2 separate regions of the Homo sapiens genome follow, and region 1 is linked to region 2. Evidence: read pairs that join two places in POLR2A ChIA-PET (ENCODE). Cell type or tissue: A673. All regions are shown on one strand.

Evidence for each region. ChIA-PET counts read pairs that join two places held together with the same protein. Peaks named below come from ENCODE experiments on the same cell type or tissue, not always from the same donor. Only the 100,000 strongest peaks of a DNase experiment are listed, where the experiment ranks them.
Region 1: POLR2A ChIA-PET joins it to region 2 with 5 read pairs; 1 of 35 experiments calls an interaction of 5 or more read pairs at or near these places.

Annotation. Positions count from the first base shown.
Region 1 is chr11:65,415,576-65,418,075 of GRCh38, reverse strand. No RefSeq gene overlaps it. Among named protein-coding and RNA genes, the nearest start is that of NEAT1, 6.0 kb to the left of the region's middle. RefSeq lists enhancers at 1-76, 643-692. In A673, a CTCF peak has its summit at 1,562 (motif pointing left); a DNase peak (open chromatin) is centred at 1,535; H3K4me3 peaks cover 755 bases; H3K27ac peaks cover 2,180 bases.
Region 2 is chr11:66,618,343-66,620,842 of GRCh38, reverse strand. The region is part of intron 1 of RBM14-RBM4 (RBM14-RBM4 readthrough); the gene reads right to left. The region is part of intron 1 of RBM14 (RNA binding motif protein 14); the gene reads right to left. Among named protein-coding and RNA genes, the nearest start is that of RBM14-RBM4, 3.0 kb to the right of the region's middle. In A673, no CTCF peak of the experiment used is centred here; a DNase peak (open chromatin) is centred at 1,492; H3K4me3 peaks cover 1,116 bases; H3K27ac peaks cover 970 bases.

The DNA of each region.
Region 1 (2,500 bases), 1.2 Mb after region 2:
CCCTGTTCCGTGCCATGCTAGAGTGCCTGGGCACCTGCCCCTTACCCCAGGCCTTGGTCCCCCGTCCTCCTGAGCACTCACCCACTCCTTGGAGCCTTGCCTGAGCTGGCACCCTAGAACACCCTGTCCTCCTTGCCTCCTCCTGCCTCTTCACCAGCTCACTGCTACCTCTGTCTCCTGTAGCCCCATCCTGTCACAGAGCTCACGAGACCTTCCTGTTCCCACCCTGCCACGCTGAGCGCCTGTGTCCTCACTCCTGTTCCCGCAGAGAGAAGGCCTGTGGAATGCGTGGCTGGGCCCCATAGCCCTGCCTCCCCGGGCTGCCCTGCACCTCCAGCGGCCCCTAGACCTCCTCCAACCCTCCCCACCCTCCTTGGCCAAATAAGCGAGCCCAGCTTTCCTAGGCCCCACACTTTCGCCTGTGCTAACCTTTCCAGCCTCCTCCCCAAGCCCACCCACTGGGAATCCTGGCGCCAGCTCCTCTGAGCAGGGAGCCCAGGTGCTGACATCCCACTACCTCCACCCCTAGGTTTGCAAAGCCCTCTGTCTTCAGGACCGCCAGCCGCCCCCACTGCCAGAGCCTACCACTTCCTCTTGGGTCCCTGCTGATGGGAATGGCCTGCACTGTGCTTGTCCCGGTGGCCCCATCACAGCACCAGTTGTGACTGTCCTTGAATCTCTGAAGGAGCCTTTTCTGCCCCAACCCACCTTGGTCTGACTGAGTGCCCTCTGTGAGCAAGTTGGCCATGGTGCCAGGGCTTCTGCGGGGAGTAGAACCCCCCTGCCCGGGAGGCTGCTGACCTTGACGATACTGTATGGGAGGCCTGTGCTCTCGCTGGCTGGGAGAACTTGTCAGGGTCACTGCCACCCCCACAACAAAGTGCCAAGGTCAGATGGGCACCGGACAAAGAAGTCCTTGGGAAGAGCTGGGACTATTATTCTCTCTTTTGCAAATTATGTCAAATAGTTAAAAATAGCAGGAAGACTTAGTGTGTGAGGTGGGGACAGGAGGTGCTGGAAGAGGGCTCAGGGCAGCTGGGAAGGAGGAAGGGCCCAGGGGCAGAGGCCGGACAGTCAACTGCCTCAGGAGGGAGGCGACTAGTGCCAGGTTGTGCTCACTCCACCTCTTAGATGTCTCCAAATAGCCCCAGTTTAAGTATTTTTACTAAGCTGTCATTTCACAGAAAAGCACACATCTACAGCAGAATCCGTTTCCAGGACATGGATCCTGACCTTTGGAAAACTCAGGACCCATCACGAAGCTGAGGAATGCCCCCGCCCACCACCAGGGAAACAAACCCCTTACCCTGTGTTCTTGAAAGTTGGGGACCCCCATCATGGGCCCAGTGGCAGGAAGAAGGTCAGGGCAGTCAGGAGCCAGGACTCCCACTCTGAGAGCGGGTGAGCCCGCAGCGCCAGACCCAAGGCCCCCGAGATTCTGTCGTGGGGCACGACCCTGGTTCCAGGTTGCCTGGGCGGGCAGTGCTGCTCACTGTCACTGTCCCTGCAGCCCGGCAGGAGGAAAGGGTGAGCTCAGCTGCCCCCTGCTGGCCGCAGCCGAACCAGCAACCTGCAGATGGGAGTAGGCTCCGCCCCACCCACGCTGTCCGCCCAGTGGGGGCGAGAGGAGCCGGGCCACCACACGGCACTGGACTTGCTGCTTAAAACTGAAGTCCTCAGACCCAGGCCCAGCCCTGCACCCCCATTCTGGGTGAAGTTGGGTAGTCTGCCTACTTTCTTTGAAATGTGGGGTGGATTTGGACAGGGAGAAAAATGCCAGGTAGCTCTAAAAGTCCTCTGCACAAAGGAGAAGAATGAGCGATGAGAATCTGTCCCGAGGCCTGCACCTCCTTTGGGTCAGCACTGTCAGTGTCCCTTAGGCTCAAAGTCACAGGCTTTGGTTGACTGTCCCTGCTCCATCCCATGCCCTCTCTCTTTGCTGCATTTACCTGTATCCTACTGAGCCTGTCAGGCCCCCTCCTCCAGGAAGCCTTGTTTGATCACTGCTCCCCCTCCCAGTCTATTGTCTGTCTTTGTGTTGGGTGGTGGCCTGCACATCTGTTGGGGCATCATGTGTGTGCAAAGTGACCCATTTTCCTGGTCTTTATGTTCTTATCCCCGGTGTCATCTGAAAAGCTGCCTGGACTCTGAGCTGATGTCTCCATGGGTAACTCTGTTGCTAATCCTGCAACCCTGTGTGCGGGGAGCAGTTGGAACTCCTGCTCCCTGACAAGTGTCAGAGGCCCCTGGCACATCCACCCCAGCCCTCTCCTTCCCAGCTTTATCTGTGCCCCTTGCACCACTGTTTTTTCAGACTGAGCATGACAGCGTCCTGGGTCGCCTTGGTCGCTGTGGCTTTTCTGAGTCCCAGCAGCACCTCTGGCCTCCCGTGTGTCTCTCCATGCACTGCCACTTGGCTGGGGGCTGGCCACATGAAGCCTCAGCTGTGGGTCTGCGCAAGCCTCTTGCTGGGCTCTGGTTGTGGCTGGAGCCTCCTGTG
Region 2 (2,500 bases):
AGGGAATATTAAGGAACAATTCTAACAGTCCTGATTATTCTATCCACAACTTCCTGACACTAGAATGAGACAAAAACTTCCATGGGCTTACAAGAGCATTTGGACATCCCACTGTCTGTTTCCCTCCTTAGTGAGTTTTATTCAGACCAAGTGGTGAAATCTGAAAATTGAGATTTCACATGTATGATTCAAATGACTACCCAAATGAGTTTTATAACTGATCAAAAAATTTAAAAATCCAAGCCGGGCATGGTGGCTCACACCTGTAATCCCAACACTTTGGGAGGCCGAGGCAGGAAGATCACCTGAGGTCAGGAGTTCAAGACCAGCCTGGCCAACATAGTGAAACCCTGTCTCTACTAAAAATTCAAAAATTAGCCAGGTGTGGTGGCCTGTAGACCCAGCTACTTGAGAGGCTGAGGCAGGAGAATTGCTTGAACCCAGGAGACGGAGGTTGCAGTGAGCCAAGATCTCACCACTGCACTCCAGCCTGGGCAACAGAATGAGACTCTGTCTCATAAAAAAAAATAATAAATATATAAATAACATAAAAATAAATACAAAATTTAAAAATCCATCTGATACAATTATAACCAAATTGTATCAGGAAGTTTCTAAGCCTGACACTGGAGGGGAAAAGTGTGAATAGGTTGCCCAGCTAACTCAACTGCATCCTGTAGTGATAAGCCCCATCACAGTAAGTGCAAAGCACAGACCTAGCTAGATTAAAGATGCCCTAACACCCAAGTACTCCTAAGACCATTAAAACCAGAGATCTGAAAAATTCCAGGAACCTTCTTGCCCACAGATCTAATTCAAGGAAACTCTGAAGGAAATCACTGCATTGGGACTATCAAGTAATGTTTTACAGAGATCTCCAAATGGTCTGGTGGCATCACAAGTCCTCCAGTAACAAAGTTAAGTGAATCCAGAAAAACAAGTTCTCCTATCTTAAGACTAAAAATCTTAAACTTGAGGGCTAGGCGCGGTGGCTTGCGCCTGTAATCCCAGCACTTTGGGAGGCTGAGGCAGGCGGATCACAAGGTCAGGAGATCGAGACCATCCTGGCTAACACAGTGAAACCCCGTCTCTACTAAAAATACAAAAAATTAGCTGGGTGTGGTGGCGGGCGCCTGTAGTCCCAGCTACTCGGGAGGCTGAGGCAGGAGAATGGCGTGAACCCAGGAGGCGGAGCTTGCAGTGAGCCGAGATGGCGCCAGTGCACTCCAGCCTGGGCGACAGAGCCAGACTCCGTCTAAAAAAAAAAAAAAAGAAAAAGAAAAAATCTTAAACTTGAAACTACAGAGCTCTGTATAGGAAGAAGAAACAGTCACTCACAAAAATGAAGAGAAGATATTTTCCTCTTTTGTCTTTCAGATCTCCCCACAAGTCTGTACATGTTTCCGGAAGCTGTTCATCTTTGAACACCCAATAGGAGGAAGCTGTGGAGTGGTTACAATCCACTGTTGCTATTGAGATTTCTGTTCTACAAATCCTATCTAAGCTCCTGGAGTAACCAAGCAACTATGTTGTTTTTTTTTCCTGTGAAATAAAACAGAGCTGGTTGTCTGGTGCAACACCAAGCTTCTGTGCTTTTCAAAGCCCTGTCAGCCAACACAAGGAGACTCAATCAAATGACCATTCCCAGCATAAGAAATGAGTACGCTCTTTAGAGAGCCAGTCGCTTCTACTACACTCCCAACTTTCAACCCTCACTTTCCGTCATCACAAACAGATAAAAAGACATCAGTGGAGGATATGATGTTCAAATCTTTCCCAGTCTCTTACATCGAAGTATGTCAGGAGCTCTGTTACACAACAATGTAACTGCAAATAGTTGACCACCACTCCCGGAGTAAGTCAATGCATTTTTGCTAATCAAATGTTTACAAAGGAACAAGATGCACAAAACTCCGTCTAACTCTCACAAGGAGTCAGCCAGGAGTTCTAAAAATTCATGTGCAGTTATGCACTTCACCCGCATCGTCACTTGGTGTTGGGTCCCAAGCAAATTTCAGGCAAATTTTTGACTTTCTCTACCACCTGAAAGCCAGCAAGAAGCCTGAGTTCCAGGGAGACTGTCCCTTCAGATGTTTGACTCTAGACTCTCAACCTAGTAGCCACTCTACCTAACAACCACAAAAGAAACTTGGTAAGTCAATTAAACACAAAACTCTCACAAATGAGACTCATATACCCCACCCTTTTGCTGGACAAGTACCCAATCTGAGACCCTCCCCCACCACTCTTTTACTCTAAACAAAAGCAAAAATCCATGCACCATACAGCCTGCCTCAGAGCACCCAGCAGGAAAGCCCGATTCCGGATAGTCGTGGACTTGTATAACCTGAGTTGAGGAAAATAGAATGCAGTATTAATGCAGAACAAGGACTTGTTCCTAGTAGTGGACACTATGACCCTTTATATTTCCCCCACTTAAAGGACTAGGAATGGCCCCAAACATGTGCCTTTCCAGGACAGCAAATGAAATATCTTGGTG